2 separate regions of the Homo sapiens genome follow, and region 1 is linked to region 2. The links are chromatin loops, found by intact Hi-C in ENCODE. Cell type or tissue: PC-3. All regions are shown on one strand. Each heading gives the region's core, and the rest is flanking DNA. Links, peaks and the distances in the headings are about the cores only.

Region 1 (13,242 bases), core at 2,163-10,162, 360 kb after region 2:
TCCTGAGAATCATGCTCATTAATGAAACTGAAGGACAAAGCAGAGAATGTATTCATAAAATATTTTGATATGTTTCAATGTCTCTGTACTTGAAATTACCATGGCTTAGAACACTCTTCATCACGCATTAGTTTTATTTTTATCTTTTAGTATCTCAGAAAGATCCTCATTCTACCTTATCTAAATTGGCCTCCCTAATTTATCTCTATCTCCTTGGGTGTTAACTTCCTCTATGAAAGTTTTCTCTATTTGTAATCACTGATTCTCTTTATTGATTTGTTTTTGCATCTCTCTCATCATACTGTAAGCTTCATTTAGGTATCAACTTTGTCTTTTTTTTTTTTTAGCAACGCCATTCAGTGCCTTGCATAGTGCCCGGCAAATAGTAGAGCTCAATAAATAAATGTTCAATAAATAAATGAGTGAAATAAAACTTAACCATACTTTTTATTGCTTACTTGCTCACAATGGGCAAGTGACATATTCGTATATGTGTGGAAAAAATCCTATTTTCCAAGTGGGAGCAATTATTTATTATTATTTCAGATACAACAATTGTGAAATTTAGTCAATATTTACACAATAGCAGTATGAGAGCACAGAGTAGTAACTTTGGAAAGAAGTGATAATTCTTTCCACTTTGCCATCATTTACATTTTTGTCAACTTTAGAAAAGGAGAAAATGGTGAGAAAAATCTGTAAAAAGTTTACACACAAAAGAATATTTCAATGAAGGAAAATATGTCAGCTTACTATACCATATTTTGTTCTTTCAAAATATTACAAAATTGACATGGGACATAATGGTGTTTGATGTTCTAAGAAAAATACAATATGTTTAGGAGACTGTATATGTGATGTGGATGCATCACTATGAGAACTATATAAGGAACTGCTAACATTGCAAAAGCACAGATTTTCAGAATGGTACGTATATGTGCTTAAAATTGCTGGTGTGCTATACTTAATTTTTATTCTATTTTAAAGGGTCATTCATTTATCTTTTATAGACAATTTTCACAGCTTATCATGAATCCCTAGAGCTGCTATGATTAAGTCAATACATTTACATAAATAGTATGTAAATGTACTTAAGTATAGTGTTCTTGATATAGCCTAAGGTGTTTTATGTGAATATATCCAACATTTTGCTTTTTGAAGGAGAAAAATGTATTTTTATGCTTCATCACACATACAGTAAATATCCTTTATGCTTGTAGATTCCCACCTTGCTTCACATCATCCATTTAATTTTTTATATATGCAGCATAATAAATTCATGTTGCTAAATTCAAACTTTGTAAGAGTCTGACCCATTGTAAGTGAATTTCATATCTTTCTCTGTGCTTCACTGATCTGGTCAGAATATGGACTTCCTTTTATATTAATGAGGATTTTGTTCTGTGTTTGAAGCCATGAAATCGGATGAGAATGTGGGAAATACCAGAAAAATACTGTTCAGTGATACTGTTACTATGAATGCTTTAAAAAAGATTTTCTTTCTCAAAAAAATAATAAACTGCTTTGAGCTTTTTAAAAGTCACAGAAAGTTAAAGCTAGTTCTATGAACTAATTCTGTAGAGGAGGGAAATGAGGTACTAAGTGTTGAACCTATAGTCACATTTCAGCTAGTGGTAAAAGCAGGAATAGAACTCAAGTCTACTACTTCGCAAACTGATGTTTTTCTCAGACTCATCTCTGGGAACTCAGTTTTTAAACAAAATTTAGAAAATAATAATAATAATACCTCACATAAGATTGTTTTCAGGAGGAAATGAAACGAGATAATAGATACTATATACCATGCCTGCCCCATGGTAGGCATTCAATAAACTATAGCTGCTGTTATTACGATCATCTGCAATTGGCATTATTTTTATAGTTAATCATTACTACTACAAGCATGAATAATCTTACAGCACTTCAGTATGAGACAATCTCAGGATGGGTAGAGCTCGCCTATGATTGGAAGAATTCAGCACTGTTTTGGCAGACCCTGGCTGCACCCAGTTTAAAAGTAATTAGTCCTACTCAACCAGAGTAATCTGGAAATTGGCTCTCAAACCATATTTGCAATTTTATGTGAAAAGACATGATTCAATATACAGTAATGGTTAGGTACTTTCAGTGTTCAACCCTTAGGTCCTTGTGTAAAGAGGATTGTTGTCAAAATGGAACGAAGTTTTGCGTGCAAAATAATGGCAGGAGAAGCCCCTTAATCAGATTTACACAGAAAAGGAGGGGATTGTGACATCATGTGAATGCCAACAAGTAGATGCACTGAATGTGAAAATCAGTTATTTTTAATGTTAGTGTACATATTAGCATTAATAACTGGACATAGAGTTGTCCTTCCAGCCTCTGTGTTTCATAAAGGGAAAAAGAATTCAATGTTTGTCATGTTACATTTGAACAATATATTTACTTCAAATAAAGACATTAAAATACCTTGTAAATTAAGTGAGTTCCATAAGATATCCAGTGGTCAAGTAAATAATGGGAAAGTTAGTGATAAACTATAGGTGAGGAAGAAATATTTTCATGATAATAATCACTTTTGTAGTAACAATCATGATGGTAGTGACAAATGCTTGATAGGTCAAACCACATGTGTACTCAACTGATCCATGACTTCAGAGTTACTACTATCAGCAGGACTTTTACTGGAAAAAGAAAACTGTAATATCTCTAAGCTCAGTTTGTCATCTTTAAAATAAGTTGGATTTTACCAAATGACCACTTAAGTCTCTTCCACCACTAAACTCTCAAAACAATTATATTGCTGATTCAAAGATACCCGTTTAAAGATAGAGCCTTCATACATATGGACCCAGAATCTATCAGGACTGAGGATTGAGGGGAGATGTTCCACCCTGTGAGGTTCTATTATAATAGGTCAAATTGACACCCAGGAGTATTGGAGGATTTGGCAGTGAGCCCAGAGATACTGTTTCCATAATCACAACCTATTTTGTTCCTGACCCCCCAGGACAGCATAGACCTAGTTTTGACTTCAACAGGAAATCCCAAATTCAGAGCCTGAAGCAGAACTGCACTGTTTTGCAGAAATGGGAAATCAGTTGCAGTGTGCTGACCTATTCCCTTAGTGGAGGTGATATAAGTGGCATCACAAAATCAGCTTCCTTTTTTAATGCTCACATATCTTGACACTTATAGCTTATTACATCACATATTATCCTCCATCCAGATATTATCTGGAAGGTGGTCGAAGGTATTCCGTAGTCTTTCAGCCTCAGGATTCCAGGTTTTCAAAATTTTAAAGAGAAATCCATTCCAAATTTCCTTTGTTTAAACTATTCCAGAAACTGAAGTGCCTCTAAGTATAAATGACAGGATAATAGAACTTTAAGTCTTCCTTGCAGTGACTATTATGCTTTCATTTTGCACAGTAGAGCTCAAAATGCCTCACTTTATGCTGATGGTGAGCACTTTTAGAGTTTTTCATCTTCCTACAGTTAAAACATATGACAAAGTGGCCATTTGAAAAAGAAATGAAGGGGAAAAGTGAGCATGAAATTCACAGAAATTGAGACCATAATAAATACTAAGTAAGTACACTTCCATCTACATCTACTTGTAGATAAAATTTCAAATATGCTACACCAAGAGATTTGCATTGACAGATTACTTTTTGTTTAAAACTAGATACTCTGGGAAAAAACCAATATTCATAGTAAAGACAGATTGGAAATATAATAATCATCACAAATCAATGTAAATCAAATACATGTATGTATGTAAACATTTAATAATACATAAATAGTTCTGTAAAATATATAACTAAAGGAACTTAAATATTAAAAATTAATGTTTTTATTTCAAAATAATTTCTATATCCATTTGGGTCTGGACACAGAAAGCAAATTATTATGTATATAGCAAAATAAAAATAAAATAAAATAAATGCCCTTTCTGAATATGAACTTTAATCCTTAAATTAGTGTAATTTTATATTATAATAAAGGTAAAATAAAAATTTCATATAAATGTCCCTCTTATTAAAAAATGGAAAGAAATCAAAATGAAGCTAATTCTTTTAGAAAAAAATTATATAAACAATATAATAGATTTTTTTTTACCATAAGTGTACTTTCTACTGATAAACATGTAAAGTTAAACAGACAAAAATGAAAACAGTAATCATCATGTACCAAATATCATTTTGGGAAATCATATTAGAATTGTTTAAGGCAAACTACATTTTTAACTCTTGATTAAAAATAAATAGTGGCATCTTTGACATAAGTGGCCTAGTTTTTCAAATAAATTATTAAATATAATTAACAAGTGAAAGATTTTAAAAACGTTACATTTTAAAATGTATCTAAACACATATAACTAAAGAAATGGCATCTGTGTGAGAGATGAGGGATTCCATTTTAAAGATCAAGAAACCCACATCAACTAGGGTAAAAGCTAATGAATCAGTACAGAATTTAAAACTTGATTCAAAGTTTCTTTTAAGAAATGTATCACATAATGTCGAAATGATATAAATGATAATTCTTTATATTTTGTAATTGTTTCTACATCAGGCTAAGATGCTAAATCATCCTAAAGATTGGATATTTTGTAAGTGGTTATGTTATACTAAGAGATGTAAAAGCAAAAGCTTAATTATCATGTGATGATCTTTTATCATAGCTCAGTTTTGATTTGTAACATTTAATTTCGATTCATTTAGCTATAAAATATTTTATATTGTATTTTGATATCTTTTAAGCATTACAAACAGCATTAGTAATAGAAAGAGATTAAAGTTATTTGAATACCTGGCTTTATCATGATCTAGAAGTGCTTTGCGATTCGTTTTCCTGCTTTATTAACATTTATGGAATTCTTTGCACTAAAATGTCAGCCCCATAGTTTCATGAATCATTGCAAAAACATCAGGGAGTATCATTTATAATGTACAGCAATCCATTTTGATACATGAAAGTAGACCTGGTTGCAGTATGCCATTTTTGGATTCGATTTTCATGTAATTTGAGGTAAGTGCTAAATTATGATCTTGACTGATACTTACTAGTGAGCCAGTCGTGGCATTAAAGTCGATATGGATCAAAATGAAAGAACAGAAAAGAAAGGCATTAGAAATACTTTGATTTAATAAACAGGTTATACATAAAATTTTGTATTTTGGTATGCTAATTTTAATACCTGGACTTAATACCTGACCAAAGTGTACTTTCACTTTTATTTCCTTAGTAAGTCTTTCTTCAATTATCTTTTCCTGTATGGTCAAACATTCCAAGTTTTTTTAATGAAAATTTATATCATATAAATCTTATTTGAAAGTTTTAGAAGATGAAATATAATTCAGAATTCAGGAGAACTATGAACTCCTATGTCAAGTATCTAAAAATTAAAATAATTTTAACTTAATTATTTTATGAATATATAGATTTAGCATATAATTATAATTGCAACAGTTTTCTATTATAAATAGATATTCTGGTAATACTTCTTAACCTAATGCAATCCATCATGCATTTTTGAATGGTGATTTATTAAAAATATACTAAATATTGTCTTTTTTAAGTGTAAGATTTCACATACTACAAACTGCAAAACTTTACGTAAAAATTAGAGTTCAATAAGTATAAAAGAATACATTTTTAACTGAGTAATTTAGAATCTTTTCTATCATAAATCTACTTTTATAGGCATATTAAAAATCTAAATAGCAAAGGTAACACTCTGCAAATAAAATGGTTAAGAGATATGAATAAATCAACTGCGTAAAACATGTTGAGCTTTCCAGAAGAGAAATGTTAAACTGTTAATGTTTTATTGTGAATAACTAATAAGCTCACATCTGATAAGTTTTCCAGCTCTTAATATAATAACTTGTGTTATGGGATTATCAGTGATATAGGCCCACAACTAGACAAAAGATGTAGCCAAAAAAACAAATCTATAAATTCACTTGAGAAAGATCACAATGGGTTTTGTGATATTAAACAACTCTTTTCAAACTTTCCTTTATAAAATGTTTAAAATAACACTTGTTAATATAAAAAAGAATATGTAAACCATTAACAGCAAAACAATTACTGAGTACAATTAATCCATCATACAACTTAAGATAAACTAAAGATAAATAAACTGAAACATTTAATTACATTGCAAGAGACGAATAAGCTGGTTTTGACATTTCTGAATTTTAAGTATCTTCTCTGCCTAAATATAAGCTACTTGGTATTTTATTTGCATCTTTTTATACAGTTAAAACTCTCTTTGTTTAAGGGTTGAAGTAGTAACATTTAAATTAGTGTCTATTTAATTTAATAACTAAATCCATCAAACTATAGGCCTATTAAAACGATTTCATTTTCCTTGCTGGTTAATCTAAAGTGCTTAATCTTAAAATGTTAACTGTCAAAATAATAGACCTTTTTTCCCTCCATAAGAATAACTTGAATTTCTTACATATTTCCTGTCAATCATTCCATCTAAACTGGGTGTGCATAAATTGTTCCACCACTGTGACTCTCTCTTAAGTTTGTAAGTTTGGACAGTGTTACTCACCCCTACCACAAAAAGGAAATAAGATCATATTCTGAAATGGATTTACATTTCTATGCTTATAGTCAGAATGTATTTTTAGTGAGGGGAAGATCTGTTACACAGTCAAATAACTGTTTGAGAAAACAGAGTATTATGGAATACATCAATGTGTTAGGGATAGGAAGTAAAATACCACAGAATTTATTAATCAATGTTACACATACTTCTTCCTTAGGTGAATTTTTTGCTACTCAGGCCATTACCTTTTGTGTTCACATATTAGTAAAAGCTGCACTTTTACTTTTTTTTTTCTTTTTTGGAGCAAAAACTTTAATAGGCAAGAAAAAAGAAAGGAAGAAGAAAGCAGCTCCCTCGTACAGAGACGGGGGGGTGGATTTGAACAAAGAGAAAACCCCCCAAAGATGCACTTTTACTAAAAAATATTATCATTAATTCTTTGTTATATATCCTGGCATCCTATAATGTGTATGACTAAGTTCATGCATTGACATAAGCAAACACAGTGTTTCATTAATGAAAAGAAGACTTTGGACTGAGAAAAAGCCCACTGACATTGTCAGCCAGTTACTTCAGTGTTATATTCGAGGTGGTTTGATATTATTTTTTGTGTGTTAAACACAAAAGCCAAAATGTAAAAGTCACAGGACTACTTTAGGTCTTACAATCCAGAGTTACATGGTCTCAACAGTTGTTCTTTTCTATTTTAATTTAAAGCACTAAACAAGAAACTATTCACTAAGTTTTAGAGCTGCATTTTAAACAGGCCAGCCTTTGAATTTCTAATGTTTTTATGAAAGCTTCAATAAAAAGCTGTGGTTTGAAGTAAGAACATATTATAGTTTTGTAAGACAATTTCCAGTTGGTATAATGAGAACCCATATAATCTAATTGCTTAACCAGTAACATTCATTTTTACTATTATATAATCACCTATGTTCTAAGTAAATTTTTATTAAATACAGTTCCAATACAGATATTAGGAAACTTATTTTATGCTACTGTAATACTAGAACATTGTATAAGTGCTCAAATAGTTTTGTCAGGGCAATTCCCTTCCACGGGAATTTAAAAATTATTTGTGTCATAGATGAATGAGAAAACTTTAATAATAATCCATGAGACAATAACACATACACACACACACACACACACACACACACACACACACACACAAATGATCTAAAGGTCTTATTCAATATTGTATGCCTTTTATAAAATTAAGCTGATTCTCCTAGATTGTAAACTGGGATATAATTAAATACCAGAGTAAAAAATTGGGACAGCTACTGGAATTACAAAAATAATAATAAATTAAATAAAAGAATGGTTTAAGTCCTGGAAAAATTCAATCTAATGTTATAATTATAAAGATAGCAATGTGAGCATTATATAACACTAATAAGAATACTATGTAAGTTTTACATAAATAGAACTCAAAATAGGGGCTTAAAATATTTCCCAAATGTAGAATTTACCAGGTAAGTAAAGTGATAATTTTTAATTTAAGATATCTGGTTTAATTAATAATAATAACTTGTAACTTTAAATCTACAAGAGAGCCTAAAATGGGTCAGCACTGGATCAGTGTTGCATAGAACCTGACTTTAATTGTCATTTTAAAAAAATCAATAGAAAGCAGTGGTTCTCAAATTCTAGCAGGCATCAGAATTGGGCTTGTTGAGACTCAGATTAGGGTTCACAGTTTTTATTCAGTGGGCCTGTTATGTGGTCTGAGAACAGGCATTTTTAACAAGTTCCCAGGTGACACTCAGGCTACTGCTAAGAAGGCCCCATTTTGAGAACCACTTTCTGAAGTACAGCATAATGCGTTCAGCACTTTCTTTTATAAAGCCTATCATCACATTCTCAAAAGACACTTATTGACTCTGGAATCAAATATTAATGAATTTGGGAATTACATGCAAGCACTATCATTTTATAATCACTAAAACATATTTTCTGATAACTATGGATACACGAATAATTTGTCCTGGGATAATATAATCATGTTTCATTATAAATGGTATTATATAACTTATAATTGGTTATACAGTAACTATTGCTTTGATGTGAAAAAGTGAGTATGTTTTCCTTTTCCTAACTGGTGCTTCCTTAGTCTACTCAGTTCTGAAAGACTTTCCATACTTTAAAGGAAAAAAGAGAAGGCAAATCTACTTCTAGAAAGAACTTATTACTACATCTGTGACATGTAAGTATGTTCTGGTGAAGAGACAACAGTAAGGGCTTGTAGAAACAACCACTTTCATACAGTTTAATATTTAATATTAACAACATCCTAGTCTGCTCCTTGAAAGGAGGATGCTGCTTTACATTCCTTTGACTTCCCCACCAAGTCTCCAACAGCCTGAATTGTAAGAGGTCCCGTACATCATGGATGCTTCAAGGGCAAGGTCTGTTAATTATTCCTCAGTAGCCCCAGCAGTTAGAAGAATACCAGTTGCATAGTAGGTACTTAAGAAATGTTGACAGACCTGGACACAAACCTCATGAATAGTACATGCATAATGGATATTTAATGATTTACTCTGAAAGACATCCTAGTTCTTTTGAATATACAAGTTGCTTTTTCTCAGCAAGTTCATCCCTTGCTATAAAATAAAAGATGGGCTAGTGTAGGTGTTTGTATATTAAGGCAGATAACTTCACAAGTGTCCAACTGGCCTTATGCTACTAAGTTTGCCCACGTCTATGATACAGGAATTTTAATAAAAATGTTTTAACACTAAAACAAGTTTTATTGTGTACTTTTTAATAATTTAGATATGACTTTGTACACATAAAATATATTTTTAAAATATGCACATCATCATTGTTACTTGTAATATAAGCTATAGGTTTAATGAGAATAGAATGGTGGGAGACAAATTTTACTCTGTTATGGCTGTAAGAAGGAGCTTTATAACCCAGTACTAGGACTTCTGAGGCTTAAATCGACTTGTATATTGCCCCTAAAAATGTTTCTACTAATTTCTACTCCTAAAGTATATTAATTTAGATATTATCTTTGTTTTTTCATCAGCTCTGAGAATTGTATCCAAAAACATACGAGGGAATTAACTGCATCCATTCAGTGACAACTGCACCATTACAAAGAAAGGATAGGCATAAAACTCAATGACCAAAAAGCTATGAAGCAGTTCCCTCCTTCTCTCACTGACCGGTAACCCAAACACCCAGGAAAAAACAATTGCAGAATATAGGATATGTGACAGGGGTGAAATTGCAACAGCATCATAAGCCCAAATGTCTCGATAAAACTAAACTAATTTTTTCCTAATATAATATGAAAGACCACTAATGACAAAACACTTGAGTAATAGAAGTCATTCAGAGACTCAGAAAGAAAGAAAGAAAGAAAGAAAGAAAGAAAGAAAGAAAGAAAGAAAGAAAGAAAGAAAGAAAGAAAGAAAAAAAGAAAGAAAGAAAGAAAAGAGAAGAGAAGAAAGGAAGGGAGAAAGGGAGGCAAAAAAGGGGAAATAATAAGAGAAAAAAAAGAACAAAAAAAGAAAAAGTCCTACTGCTCTGCCTGTTTTTAATACTGACACCCCATAAACAAATCTGTCCCTGGGATATGATACAGAGGCCTGGAGTCTGTGACCTCCTTTCTGAATCTATCAGGAGACACAGCCCACACCAAAACACCAGGAGTGTTGCTTCTGCCAAATATCCTTTACTAACTTCAAAGAAAGAACGGGGAAAGAGCTGTAATAATGCTTAACACGAAATACTGCCTTTCTGCTTCCTTTCCTTTCCCCATAGACTGAATGAACTGTCATTATAAGACAACATACTGCTGAGTTAATGTAACTTAAAAATTTACAGCAGGTTGTATGCCTGGAGGCACATTATGGGGCCACCTGTAGGCATCTAATTCCAGTGAAAATAATAAATAATTGTGGAGCATTCCTCAGAGTCTAGAGAGAGTGGATAAGAATCGTGTTGCTTGTTCACTCCAACATGGATTCTGTTGTGGAGGAGGATTAGAGAACTGAACTCTCTCCAACAAATGAGTAATCCTTCTCCCCACAAAAGAGTCCGCTAAATGCTACACCAGACACCTGGGTGCCAGATCTACACAGCCATTTTTGTGCACTTCTGATAATCCACCTGCAGAAATTGCCACTTGGCAATTGCTTAATATAGCACGTTGATCCATTTGAGGACTTTTTTTAAACAGTAAAGAAAGCTATTTTGTTTGTCTCTCTGTATGCTGTTTATCTTTTTGAAACTCCTCCTCACATTTTGGCAAAGATAGTGACAGTAAGAATATCTGTGATATGCCTCCAATCACTTATTTGGGAGAAATTAGTATGTGTATTTTAGCAATGCTCAGCAACCTTGACCTTTTTTTCACTGGAAAGAAAAATAAATTTACTACAGAGCTGCTTTTTTTTTTTAAAAAAAGAAAAAAGAAAGAAAAGGCCAAAGGATTTGTTATCGTGCTTTTGCCACAAGGTAGGTGGGTTAGTATTTATCCTGTGACTACTCAGAGTATGCATGTTGTTTATTTTAGATAAGATAAAATATTCTAAGATAGAGAAATTTTACATATATGTGTGTCTATACATATATAACATGAACTTTTATTAAGCAGGTTTCAAAAGATAGTCTAATTTTTGTTCAGTTGGGTTATAAATTACTTATAAACTTTACTAATGTAGTCCTCATCTTACAGCCACTGCAAATACGGTTTGGGTTTAAAATCTATGACAACCTTTGATCATAACAATCACATGGTTTGGAATTAAGAAAACTAGATTGAAATGATCATGTAAGTAAGTAGTGAAGATTGGATGCTCGGTGGTATTCAGGTTCACATTTCCTTTCCATTTGTACTACACGAAGGGTTAATAAGGTTTGCATAACCTTATTCTTTGAAGGCTTTTTGGCAGAGGCAGACTATTTAAGGATTGCTGCCAAAACAGATTTTAACCCTTTTAATCATACTGTTAATAACCACATTGTGCACGGTACAGAGCATACTGCACATAAGGCAATATCACTCTGAACACAGTTTGACCTGATACCCAATCAAGGAAAGGTTCCTAGAGACGCTTGCCATTTTGGTTGCTATGGTGAGTTTCATATTTTGTGGAAACCACTGCTAGATGTCTTAAAATAGAACTTTGTCAAGAAAAACATTGGTCCAGTGGCATATGCTGGCAGAGCCTACCAAGGTTGCTCAAATTCCCTTCCTTTGTTTTTCACTCTCCCCACTGGGGCAACTGTTCCAAGCATCAGCCCACTAGTCTGGCAGGCAGAGAATCCAGAAACTTGCTGCTAATTACAATGTTGACAATTCCCAACCTGTTTACTGGCGCCAGCAATCAAACCGCATCCTCTCGAGTGAACCAAAAAGCACTTGCTGGCTTTAGCTTCCTGAGGTTCCAAGCTGGCTATATTAATTACTGTTAACTTAAAACTGTATGTTGTACAGAAGAAGCTTAATTAGCTGGTATGAGGATTAATATCTATCCTTTACACAATTTAAAACATTTTGTTCTTGGCCAAATTATGTGAATCCATAAAATATTTTTCTTTGGACAAAATATTGATTATTTTAGGTGTGGCTTCTCAGTGCCAATTTTTCCACTGGATTATTTTCAGTTGAGCAAGACAATAGATTTTAAAAAGTTAGTCTGTCTGTCTATCTACCTACCTATCTTGGGATTATATCTACAACCTTTTTAAAAAACTTTAGAAAGAGAATGAACATAGTTATTTACAGTTATTGTTTATAATTAATAAAATAGGAAAACCTATTAAATGGGATTAAATGGTCAAAAGGATATCAACTTTCTATCTTGATGAATTTAAAACAAAGATAGTTACACCATTTTTCTAGTGAACCCTCAATGCTATGATAGAGGAATGATTTGGTAGTCATATGGCACATAATGGTGTATGTATCAATGACAGGCTAGATATACAATGGTGATCCCATAAACTTGTAATACTGTATTCCTACTATACCTTTTCTATATTTAGAGTGTTTAGATTCACAAATACTTACCATTGTGTTACAATGGGCTACATTATTCAGTATAGTAACATGTGGCTGTACAGGTTTCCAGCCTAAGAGCAGTAGGCTGCCATACAGTCTAGGTGTATAGTAGGCTATACCATATAGGTTTCTGTAAGTACATTCTAGGTTGTTACTACAATGCCAAAATTGCCTAAGGATGTGTTTCTCAGAATGTATCCTTGTTGTTAAGCAACATATGTACGAGGAGCATGCTTCACGATTGATAAGTTGGTTGAACCCACAGTGCAAAATCACCTTCTCAAACCCCTAAATTGTTAGCATTGCAAGTAACCCAGATGTGGCAGTGGCAGACCACAATGCAATTTTCATAAATAGCACAACAGAAGTGAACAGGGTTCAATTGCAAAATTGAGAATTTTACTTTGATTCTGCCCTAATCCAAGAGCTGATCTGTCCCTGTTTATTTAACAAGATATCTTTGAACATTTAAAAAGTGAAGTAAAAGTAAATATAATTTTAAATTGTATATTAAAATGTGATTTTATTTCTGTTATTTGGTATGAGAACATCATGGGGTCACTATTATTTAACAATGTCACTTTAAATTTTTCATTGAATACACTGCATTACAAATGTTTTTGAATCCAATCTTTTAGTCAACATTTGCATTTGGAAGCTTATTA
Region 2 (13,242 bases), core at 3,518-11,517:
TGTTTCCATAATGCATAATGCATATTTTCCTCCCCTACTTTAGGAGAATACAATATTTAACTGTGACTATGGGAAAAAGTTAATTTTAGAGACCCATCTAGTTGATACTTGCCAAAATAAGATAATTTTTAAATGTGTTAAGACATATACTACGCTTTGATAAAATAAAAAAAATATATAGAAATCCAGGAACAAAGCTCTATGGAAGAAGCAAACTTAAAGTCAATCAAATTACAATAAATATTGAAATTTCTCTTGCAGAATAACTTTATTGGTTAGTAAGAAAAAGGGAATGAATTTACATATCACTTTTATGATGAACATGCATCTATGAAATAAATCTTCATCAGCTTTTGTAAAACAAGCTATATGTTAATTAATGTTAAGGAAATTTGCTTTTTAAAACTCCCCAATCTAATATTTTTAAGTAAAAGATTTTCTTCTCCCATTCATCTCTTTTTAAATATGTATATACATACATACACACGTGTATATACACATATACACACATAATATCAAGTTTTATTTTAAAAAGTATATATTTTCACACATAGGAAATATTTAGTATTTCCAAGTCAACTTTTTTTTTTTTTTTTTTTTTTTTTACGGAGTCTCGCTCCGTCGCCCAGGCTGGAGTGCAGTGGCATGATCCCGGCTCCAGCTCACTGCAACCTCCGCCTCCCAGGTTCACGCCATTCTCCTGTCTCAATCTCCCTAGTAGCTGGGACTACAGGCACCAGCCACCACATCCGGCTAATTTTTTGTATTTTTAGTAGAGATGGGGTTTCACCATGTTAGCCAGGATGGTCTCTCGATCTCCTGACCTCATGATCCACCCGCCTCGGCCTCCCAAAATGCTGGGATTACAGGTGTCAGCCACCGCACCTGGCCCCAAGTCAACTCTTTAGCAGGCTCAATAGTATTCATGAATACCAGCTGTGTACATCAAACAGCTGATATTAAAACACAGTGCTCACTTTGGGAGGCTGAGGCGGGCAAATGACGAGGTCCAGAGATCGAGACCATCCTGGCCAACATGGAGAAACTCCATCTCTACTAAAAATACAAAAAAATTAGCCAGGCGTGGTGGCACGTGCCTGTAATCCCAGCTATTCGGGAAGCTGAGGCAGGAGAATGGCTGGAATCCAGGAGGCAGAGTTTGCAGTGAGCTGAGATCGCACCACTGCACTCCAGCCTGGGCGACAGATCGAGACTCTGTCTCAAAACAAAAACAAAAACAAAAAAGAGTGCTAACAAAAGTTAGTCATCATGTGGACTAACCTTTTTTTGCCCTATTATCATGAAAATCCCTCTAGCCACACAGATTCATCTAATATATGATCTGGTGAAAATAAGGATGGGGCAATGGCAACACCAAAACACACTATGAATAAATCATGTTGAAATAATATTCTTAGATACGGAATTAGAGCCTATTCATTTCAGTGTGTGTGAATATCACACTCTGTGGAATTGGTAGTCACACAGTTTCACTGGGCTATAATTTTTTCTCGTTCTGCATAGGGTGGTTATGAAAACTAAATATGTAATCTCGTCAATGCCATGGCATCTTACTGTGTGCCAATTTCAGTGAAAAGGTAGTTTATATTATTTCTATTACTCCCAACAATCATGAACTATAACATACTGATTGCATTTAACTAGCTTCAAGATTCATACTAGCAAATAGCGAGGAGATACTGCCACTAGCATCATTTGCCACAGCCAAGGATACCAAATCTACCTCTCCTGCCCACACTTCTCATATTATTTCCCCAGAACTAATCAGGTACACCTAAGAGCTTCCTGGATATTTCCACCAGGTTGTCACAAGGAATCTCAAACGTAAGAAGTCAGGAAAGATCTCATAATCTCCCCTTATTTTATTTTATTGGGTAATTGTCACCACCATCCATTTATTTGGTCAAAAGAAGTGTTGAAAACATCCCGACTTGTACCTATTTCTTAGATCTTTACCCTGCCTTCTCCTTCTGACTCCTGTCCTTCACTAACAGTATCTAATCAGTAACCAAGACTCATTCATTGTATTTCCTTATGTTTGTTTCCTGCTCTCAGCTCTTGCAGCCCTACCTTTGGTCCTCAATTTTCTCTTGCTTGAATTATTCCAATAGCCACAATGTAAAAATCACCCAGTGCTGGTCTTGCTCTTCTCCAAACCATTTTCACAGTGCGACCAAACCTATCTCACTAATCTCTTACCTCTCACATCAAAATCCTTCATTTTCCACAGCACAAAGTAAACACTCAATAACTACAGATAACTAAACACATTTGCATTGCCATGTGAAGTCTCCTGAATCTGGTCCTGGTTTGTGTTTGTCCCTATTTGTCAGCACACGTCTCTGGAAGTGAAAACTCTAGCAAGAATATAGAGCTGTTACATATGACATTCCCTGTATCTGGGTGCACTCCTAATCCCTGCCCCAGCATGTCTCCTGAATTATCCTTTTCCTACAGAGGCTTATAGTCTAGGATGAATGAATAGAAATATATACATGTAAGTGAGCAAAATTTTTTGGATGCTCTTATATTGTGTTATATATTGTGGGAAAAAAGGAATAGTCAAAGTCACAGATTAGAAAATATTTACATGTCTGTCTCCCCCAAAACTGTAAGCCTCTTGATAACAAGGTCACATTAATCACAGATCAGGAACTTGGTATTTACTGAATGAGTAAATGAAGTTATATAAGCATTAATGTGGGTGAAATCCTTAGCATTATTAAAATTATGAGAATGAAGATAATTTATTTTATTACTACTTTAAGCACATGACTGTTGATATTTTATCAATGATAAAGTTGGATTCTAAGGAAACTTATAAATATTAGATTTTTCAAATAGGATTTTAAGGTCATGAGGGCATATATATGTGTGTGTATGTGCATATATATGTGTGTATGTGTGTGTATATATATATAGCTATAGGTATAAAACTATTCAAAACATATATATGTGTGTGTGTACATATATATGTATAGCTATGAGTTTAGTACTTTAAACTATAGCTTAAAGTACTATTTCAAATAGTATTTTAAGGTTGTGAGGGCATAATTAAGTAAAACACACACAAATATACATGCATATATTGTATATCTACATAATATATATATAACTATACATTAGTTTTATACCTTGGGTATAAAAACTATAAGTCAAAAGTTTTCTTAGTCACTGCCTTATTTTGCTTCCTCTTATTAGAGGTCTTAGTAGTCCAAAACCTTTAACCTCTTTAGGGAATTTTGCTTCTCATATAACTCGTTGATTTTAGGCTGCTTTCTGATCCTACAGAAACAAGGGTCTTCGAGTGAAAATAACTTTAAGATAATGCTGCCTTTATGAATTTTAGTTTTTCCTTACTCTGCCACCTCAAGCTTCCAGTTTTCAGAAAAAATGACTATAAGTTGTAAAAGGCTGGAAGCTAGAACACATGCACGCACACACACATACACAGGGGAAAAGAGAGCATACTTAAATATAGTGGAAAGCAGTTGCAGAAAAACATAAGATTGCTTTACCACTAAAAGTCTAACACATTTCGGTCTCTACCACTGTAACAGAAAACCTCACAGATGGATCAATCACTAGAGATTAATACTCTGTCTTTTCTAAGCCCCATATGATCTCGTATTATCACCCAGAATGTTTCTGTCAGAAATTCTAGTAATATAGCTACCAAAACCACATTAGAATGGGAAAAAAGGCACAAACATAACATTGATTCAACTTGCCCTAGAGTACTCCATTAACCAAATATTTCTACAGTCAACAGGAGAGGAAAACAAACATGCACACAAAATCCCAATAATGTATTTACTTGACTGTGCCAGAGTGGTTTGCTTTAGAAAATAATTTGAGTCCATATACTTAAAATGTTTATATTTTAGTAATTACAAATAGACATTAATATAATAAGTGATCATGCCTCCCATAAAATAACAATAGTATTTTTCATTATCAATCTTTTTTCACATTGTTGTTTTTATTTTTGCTTTTTCTTTTTGTGTTTTTCTAAGTATCACAAAGGCCAATCTGAATCCAGTTTAAGGCAAAAGGAATAAAAAATTGAATTAGTCAGTCTTGAATTTAATAAATTTTTACAATAGATCAAACAGATTTTGAACTAACATGTTTTGATCCACCACAAAAGAATGCATTTCTACCTAATCACATTATCTTCTAAATGAAGAAAAATCACAAATTCTATTCAATATCCAGGTATTTTTCTTATTCAGTATTCAGATGAGTCTATCTTTAATTAATTTATCAGTAATACTTTTCCTATGGTTTTTAACAAATTTTGCTACATAACAAATGTGTACTTATTTGTTATTCATAGCAAGATGATGAATATGCTTGCATAAAAAGTTAAGGACATCTTCTAAAATAATTCCACTGTACTGCCCTGAGCACCTTGAATAAAAGGAACTATGCTCTGGATGGCTTTTTGTTATTTCCTGGCTGAAGTCAATAGGTGCTAATTGTTAGAATTCATCATGAAGAATCCAGAGGCAGAACAATAAAGTGAAAAGGAAAAGTTAAAGAGGTTTTATAGAAGTCCTAGCCTAGAGGCTAAGATAAATTTTTTTGTATATGTATATTTTCTTTTTTCTTAAGTTATCAAAAATTGATGTGAAAAATAAAACCATTCATTAATAGTGTTTAAGATATACTTTCAGAACCATCAGTCACTTCACAGAAACTAATTTCAGTTCTCATTTATTCCTTCTGTGATTTATTTTATTTTATTTTATTTTCAGAACCAGAATCTCACTCTGTCACCTAGGCTGGAGTTCAGTGGCACAATCACGGCTCATTGCAGCCTTGACCTCCTGGGCTCAAGTGATTCTCCCACTTCAGCCTATTGAATAGGTACATCCCACTCTGCATGGCGAATTTTTTCTTTTTGTAGAGATAAGGTCTTGCTATGTTGCCCAGGCTGGTCTGGAACTCTTGGCCTCAGGCGATCCTCCTGCCTCACCCTCCCAAAATGCTGGGATTACAGGCATGAACTACCCTACCTGGCCCCTTCTGTGTTTTAATTCTTGGTTGTGTGTGTGTGTTTTTTTTCTTTGATTACAAAATCAAGTATAAAGTTATTTATTGAAGATGTACTTTAAAAGGACAAAACACTACACTTTAGAAATAAAAACAGCAGCTTGTGTTAGTAATATTTAAAAAAAATAACACAAGCATGGTATCAGGAAAACATATTTTTGGATACACCTTTCAAATAAGCTATTTGCTAAAACAGTAATTAAGGAGTGAGAAGCAAGGTTGGTTTCTCACCATGGGGGGTTTCACAAAAATTCAGCTATTTTAAAGTTCTAGTACAAAATAATCAGGGATAGCTATCTCTTCTGCTACCTATGTTGTTGTTCTTAAATTCCACAAACAGATGCATGCATGCAAAACAAGTCAGGTTCTATTAGACAAAAGTTCACTTGATTTATATTTCAACTAGATTTCCACTTAAAATGTTTTTTCTTAAAACAAGAAGAAAATATAAGCAACTAATGTTCTTAAGTAATTTTTTGGTGCATCATCTGCTGAGCAAATCCGCCCTGCTACTCATTTTTTTAAATAAAGTTTTATTGGCACATAGCCATATTCATTTGTTTACATATACTCTAAGACTGCTTTCATACTACAAATGTAAAGAGCTGAATATCTACAAAAGAGACCATACAGCCCACAACATACAAAATATTTGATATCTGTTCATTTATAGACAAATTTTGTAGACAACTCACTTTATTAGTTAGAAATTTAAATATAAGATATTTTGCTATCTCTTAATAGTCCTCTCTATAATTTGCCAATTCAAAACTGGTCTTCATGCTGAATTTGGCCCTCTATCTTCATCCCTTTGGCATATAATCTAATTGAGGCCCTCAAAATATCAAAAAATGTGAATGCCATTTAATTTTTATAGGAGAGGTTCTTATTTTCTAATTCATCTTGTTGATTAATCATATGTTTATATACTTAAAAATTTTTTTTATCTATATATTATCACTGCAAGTTTCTGTTGGTAACAAGCAGGCTGCAAATGAAAAGCAAATGAAAAATCATTATATACTACTTACATCCATTAGGATAGCTACTATCAAAAAACACACAAAAACAAACTAGCAAATGTTGGCGATGATGTGAAGAAACTGGAACTTTTTTTCACTGTTGATGAAATATAAAATGGTGTAGCTACTTTGGAAACAGTATGTTGGCTCCTCAAAAAGTTAAACAGAGTTGCCAAATTATCTAGCAATTCCACATATGGATGTGTGGCCAAAAGAGATGAAATCAAGGACTCAAAGAAATATCTGTATAACCTATGTTTGTGGGAGCATTATTCCCAATATCCAAAAGTCAGAAACCATCCAATGTCCATTGATTGATTAATGTTAAACAAAATGTGATATATACATAAAAAATTATTCAGTCTTAAAAAAGAATAAAATTGTGACACATGCTACAACATGAATGAAGGTTGAGACATTATGCTAAGTGAAATAAGCCATTCACACACAAAATATATAATGTATGATTCCACCCATACTAGGTACATAGAATAGTCAAATTCATAGATTTGTTGCTTAATAGGTATAGTTTCAGTTTTGCAAGATGAAAAGAGTTCTGTGGATGAATAGTGCTGATGGTTGCACAACGATGTGAATGTACTTAATCCCACTATTCACTTAAAGATGATGAAGGTGGTATATTTTATGCTATGTGTACTTACCACAATTTTTAAAAAAGAATTAATTTAAAATATTTTTTAAGAAAGCATAAATAAATTTTAAAAAATGATTAAATTCTGCCAACTTAATGTATTAGCCAAGAGTAGGGCTTTGGTTTCAGAGGGACCTCAGTTAAATCCAGGTTCTAGTACTTGAGAAGGTTACTTAATATCTGTTAGACACCATTTACATAAATGTAAAATAGAGATATGAATAATACCAATCCAAAATTACTTTGTGAGAATTAAACATGACTTTGCACAGAACTCAATAAATGTAGCTATTCTATTTATTATATTTATATGCACAAAGTTCTTATTTTTAAAATGCATTAATTACTTTTCTAAATATATAATAACCTCTTTAATTTTTCTGTAACATATAATTGCTAGCACACTGCTAGGTATATTGCAGAAGCTTAAAAATATGATCAACCAACTTTAAAATGTGATCAACCAACAGTGGCATTAAAAGAGTAAGAGAAGTGGAAAAATACCTGACTGTGATACAATCTCCAAAGACAAAAGAAGGGCTATTTTTTCCTGTAAAATGGAAACTTAACCAGGGAGAAATTAAATAGCAATCAGTTTTAAACTACAGTATTCTAGGAATGATAAATTTATTAGTAAAATATAAATGATAAGGCTCAATAGACAAAACTACCAAGTATTTTTTTTAAAAAAAGGAAAGAATAGAAACACAAAATAAGACTTTAAAGATCCAAAGCAGCAATTTTCCAATTAAATATTACTTTATTCTCATAATGGATGTATTAATATAATCTTTGACTGATTAACCCAAATACCAATATCTTAATCTCCAAATTTAACTTATGAATTAAGAGTTGGATGCACAACGTATCTCAGTAACAAAAGCAAAATGAACATCTGTTAACTTTCTGCCATGTAAGTTTGTGTATGGTGGGGGTGGGTGTGAACAGAGCCTCTGATGTGTAATGTTCTTTCCATCTGCACACCAGGTGGCACTGCATGGTTAATCAGAAGATGACAACACACATCAAGATTCCTTACATATTTTGAGATAGGAAAGTAAATAAGTCAAAACGTTGTTTTAAAAATAAAACTTTCTTAGATGTCCACAGTATTAATGCTTAATAATGCATTTTAAGAGTTTATGTTTCTGACTTCATATTGTAATCATTCTTGCAGTATTGTTTTTCCCATAAATTCCTGACATAACTTATAACAGTACTAAGTAATATGAGTTTAAGAAATAGAAAAGTAATATAACCAAACTAGATTGTATTTGGGAAGGTGGGAACAATATGACTGTTTTGGACACCTCTTAAGCCATTCAAAGGCAAGATCTGAAGAAAAACTGATTTGATATAAATTTCAATTGCATTGCTTCTAAAATAGATTTACTTAAAATATTTAATGCAGTCCCTTAAAAGCTTTGGTCTTGCTTTAGAGTATACAGGTGTTAAGCACTTAAAGTCAAAAAAGCTGTTTAAATGACAGAGAAAGAGATTATTAGATCACTTTAATCCTGCTAACGAAAGATGGCATAGCTTAACTGGAATAAACAGGAAATAAGGAACGGATAAAACATAAATTATCCCCCAAAATTTCACATTTCTGTACTTTGGTAAGATTGTTCTAGAAAGAAATATATATCATATATGGAAATATGCCTAGTTTCCTCCAACTTGCATCAATCCCTGCCATTTCCATGCCATTTTCCTTTTCTCTTACTAACCCCTCTTTTCTTCTGTGTATGTCTTCTTCAGTTCACCAAACTTTACATAGCAGCGATTCGTAAGATAAGAGCTGTGTGGTTTGTAGTGTGAAAATAGCTATCCAACAGTACATCTCCTAGCTCTATTTGAAAACCACTGTGTACTGTGCACATGAATACAATGTAGTCTTGAATTCTCCACATTTAGCTTCATTGAATTACAGTGGGCGGAGGGGAAGGGTTGTGTACTGTGATGTTCCAAAAGTCTTCTTGACAATATCCACTATCTCAGTAACTTCTAATTTTGTTAAGTATCCTAAAATTTATCCTTCAACATCAATATTCTACCTTTAGAGGACAATGCAGACCTATAGTATGATTACCAAACGTAAAACAAAACAAAACATCATGATGATCCTAAGGACAAATGTCATATGCTGAAGCCCTAATCTCAAACATGATGGTACTTGGAGATGGGGCCTTTGGGATGTAATTAGTTTTAGTTAAACTCATGAAGGTGGGGCCCCCATCATGGGATTAGTGCCCTTATAGAAAGAAGAAACGTCAGAGGTCTTTCTCTTTCCATGCGGATAAACCAAGGAAAGGCCATAGGAACACACAGGGAGAAGGCAGACATCTTCAAGCCAGGAAGAGGGCCTTCACCAGAACCCAGCCATGCTGGCATTCTGATCTCAGACTTCTAGCCTCCAGAATTGTGAGAAAATAAATGTTTGTTATTGAAGCCACCCAGTCTATGCTATTTTGGCATAGCAGCCCAGCAAGACTAAGATAATACCCATAGTATATGTTCACTAATAACCCCTTCCAGGTTCAAATGATAATTATCTCCCACAAAAAATGTAACTGGCAGCCATAAATAGCAGTTGAAAGACAACATTTTTCTTAGTTCAGTAATTTTCCAATTCTCTTATCAACTTCACTTTAAGAGTTAATTAAACCATTGGAAACTACTAAAAGAAAATTAATGCTTAAACAATGAAAATACCAAAAAGAACTGTTTTACTTCTCTAATTTAGGTAACTACCATAAGTAAAATATGTCTTTATTCCATGAAACATATATAGAAAAATATAATAAAAATTCCTCCATGTCTCCATCCAAAGAAATACAAAGAAGATAAACACAAAGAAGGTAAATGCAAAGAAGATAAAATATTTTAAAATATAATTTGTGTTTTATAAAAGGTTTTTTAAAATAAAAAGAATATAAGCTGTATAATGTTAAAATAACCTTAGTGATTAATAAATTATCTCCTTTTTTACAATAATACGGAAGACATCATGAGTTAATAGGGTTAATTAGAGTTAATAATTAATCAATACTTCAACAGATATTTATTGATCATCTACAACATGTAAAGACTTCTACGAGTAGAAAAAGCCATGATTTTAAAAAACATTTCCTTATATCATCATCTTCATCACAAAACGCTCATTAAATACCCTAGCGAGTACTACCATTAAAAATTAACCAAAAATACTTAAAGAAAATATCTGATATTCAGCACAGTAATGTAATACTTGACATAATTATAAGGCATCAAAGTAGGAATGACTTAAGAGTGGCTTTGAGTCATTAATCAGAACTAATGAATATGTCTTTGCATTTTGTCAAAAACAAAAAAAGATAAAAGAGGATGCTTGGAAAGATGCATGAATTTTAAGCAGTGAAGTAATCAAGTATAATCTCAAAATTTCTCAACAAGTTATTACATTGCTTTTCATTTCTTCCATTGTTTCTTTTTTTTCTTTTTCCAATTACTTAACTTCAAAAAACTTTATTGATGTTGTATTATGTGTTAAGAAATGTGCTGAAATTATGCAATTCAAGGATAAAAACCAACACCAACTCTCATAAATGTTTAATATACTGTGTTTGTGTGGGTGACAGGGGAGGGATATATGCACACAACCAAAAATGACAAAAGGAAAACTATATACTATAAATGACATATATTTCATTATATATGAACACAGAATAAACTTTTCTTTTCTTTTCTTTTGTCTTCTTTTTTTGTCTTTTCTTTTTATTTATTTATTTACGTATTTATCTATTATTTTTTTTTTTTTTTTGAGATGGTGCCTCACTCTGTCATCCAGGCTGGAGTGCAGTGGAACCATCTCACCTCACGGCAACCTCCCCTTCCCACGCTCATCTCCCATAATCAAACTATTTAGGAATCAGTGGCAGTTTGGTGAGCTTGGAATCAGAACAAGAAGATTCAGAGGTCTCTAAAATAGACTTCTCTGTCTATCTTACGACCTGGGCTCAAAGAACTCCCGGTCCATTGATTCAGGTGCCTTAAAAGAGCCACTGTCAATATTGCTGATATTTCTGCAGGTTCCTTTTCTTCCTCAATACTTCTAAAGATGACCAGCCCCCATTGCCTGCTTCTGCAGATTAATATGTGCTTTCTATAGATATGTTAATATGATCAAAGAATAATTGCCCTACATCTATTTTATCTCCTTCTGGGGCTTTGCATGAACTCATTAAGTAATGATTTAATGAACTCTCAGCTGGAATTCTATTTCCCTCATTTCCAAAATCTTGGGAGCCATTTTACAATTACACCGAAGTACTTACAAGTGACAGTAGATTAAACAATATTACAAATTAAAAAAAGTAGATTGGCAAAATACTCAAGACTTGCTTTTTGCTTAAAATTAAGTCAGGTTTATTTTTTAAAATAATCTATTCATAGTTGTGGATAGTGACTAAACAATTTACATTTTTATCTGGGGACAGAAGTAAAGCAAATGGTCTAAAAACTTAATTGCATTTTCCTCTGAATAAATAGAAAGTATACACAACTATGTACAATTTAAAAATTCCTGATTAAGAAGCCAATTAAGAATAACTTTTATAGAGAATAATTCTGGCTTTGTGAAGGCATGAGAGATTTAACTAAAGGCCACTCTGTAGCAAATTTAATACCACAATCTCTCGATGGATTTTTTAAATTATAATTATCTGTTATTTGTCTGTTATAATATTTGGGAATCTTCACATTTAAAAAAATATTATTTTCTGATGGTAACTAAAAGAAAACCAATTTGTGATAACAATGAGAAAAATGAGGCTAAATATAAAGACTAATTCTTCTTGAGTATCAGCTTACCCTCTTCAAGAATCTTAAGTGAGATGCTGAAATGTAGACAGAGTCATGTTGGCTTTGAGTCACAATTGAAGTATGGATATTTGCACTTGTTATTTTTTTTTTTACTTTCTTTATAAAACTCACTTTCCATGCTTTAGTTGCCATTTACTTCTTTTCTGTTACCTTTGATAGTCTTAATTTTCTTACCCATCAAAGAGTGTTAAGAATATCGACATCAAGGACCATTTTAAGAGTTAAAAGGATAGATCATGTTAAGAATTGAGCCTGGAATATTATTCACTGTTACTGCTATTATTACCAATATCACCACTGCTAATATCACTATTCCTACTTGGAATAGTGTAATACCAAAATTATAATAATGTAAAATGTATTCCCCCTGGGTTTGGGCAATGTTATAATACTCCAAAATTGCCAACTTTGTTAAGCAACCTATAAATTTACTTTATTTTGGAAAACAGTCAAAAGAGTTGCATTTTAAAATCAATAACTAAAAATACGTATAAAGTTCCTACTATGTACCCGCCACTTTGCTAGGCACCAAACATCTGTCAATGAAGAAAGCAGACAGAATCTACAGTCTTTAAGAAGCTTAACTTCTAGTGGTGGAAACAAACATGTAACTAGTGAATTATAATAAAGAAGGTGAAGAAGTGCTATACTACAGTAAAAAGTCCAGTCTGAACATAGAGAGCAGGAACACAGAGTTTGTGTGGGGTGGGGGGTGAGGAAGATGATTCATTAATCCAGGCTAAAGTATGAAGGTAGGGAGTAGATCATCACAAGTAAAATAATTGTATCAAATAGAAAAAAAGCATCGAAGTCAAGAACACAAATATGAAAACAAAGATAGCTCTAGGTCCATGTCCAAAACTTGAGGTTAAAAAACTTCAGATAAGGTAAAACTAAAAACAGTTCAGAATGGCTGAATCACATAATTTAATAGGAGAAGTGACTAGAGACATAGCTGTGACCAAATCAAGAAGAGCCTTGAAAACCTTCGTGGGGACTTTTCTTTATCTGGAAGGAAATATGGAGCTATGGAAGAGTTTTAGTGAGGAATAATGATCAGATCTGATTTCAGCATGATTACTACTTTTGTTGTGTGAACAGTGGTGGCCAAAGAGACTGGTTGAGGCCATAGCAGTATCCCAGTGGCATTAAGTGAGGGGAGTGGTGGTAGCAAGAAGTAAGTTCAAGGAAAATCTTTTGGGTGGACACAAGTAAAGCACTTGGTGTTGAAAAAGACTATTCATCTCTACAACACCTTCCTGTAGTTCCTGTTTCGTAGTGTCTACTGTGACTATTATAATTGATTTCACTGCATTTTCCCCTTAGCCCCTTCTTTCTCATGCATTCTAAAAACAAAAATTCAAAGAAAGAAAAACTTGGCAGAAGAACATATAAAGTTTGATCAGTTACCTAAATGTGTCTTACTGGATGTTCTTTCCCTTGCATGCTTGTTTAACCTTTTTGGCACTATCATGTTTTATGAGGCTATGAGATGAAAACTATCAGAAGATGAACAATCAGAAAGAGAAAAATAAATGGGCTTCTTTAAAACAAAGACGAAGGGTCCATCTCTTCAGTTATCTATAACAGTGACTCTTAAACCTGGCTCTAGAATAAAATTACCCACAG

Evidence for each region. A loop is a pair of places that touch in the nucleus more often than their neighbours do. Peaks named below come from ENCODE experiments on the same cell type or tissue, not always from the same donor. Only the 100,000 strongest peaks of a DNase experiment are listed, where the experiment ranks them.
Region 1: it touches region 2 in a loop (3-fold over the local background); 2 of 110 quality-filtered maps call a loop at or near these places.

What each region holds. Positions count from the first base shown.
Region 1 is chr1:98,024,124-98,037,365 of GRCh38, forward strand. The region is part of intron 3 of MIR137HG (MIR137 host gene); the gene reads right to left. Among named protein-coding and RNA genes, the nearest start is that of MIR2682, 15 kb to the right of the region's middle. In PC-3, for the core only: no CTCF peak of the experiment used is centred there; DNase peaks (open chromatin) are centred at 4,918 and 6,548; H3K4me3 peaks cover 3,528 bases; H3K27ac peaks cover 3,678 bases.
Region 2 is chr1:97,661,411-97,674,652 of GRCh38, forward strand. The region is part of intron 8 of DPYD (dihydropyrimidine dehydrogenase); the gene reads right to left. Among named protein-coding and RNA genes, the nearest start is that of DPYD-AS2, 130 kb to the right of the region's middle. In PC-3, for the core only: a CTCF peak has its summit at 7,759 (motif pointing right); a DNase peak (open chromatin) is centred at 7,741.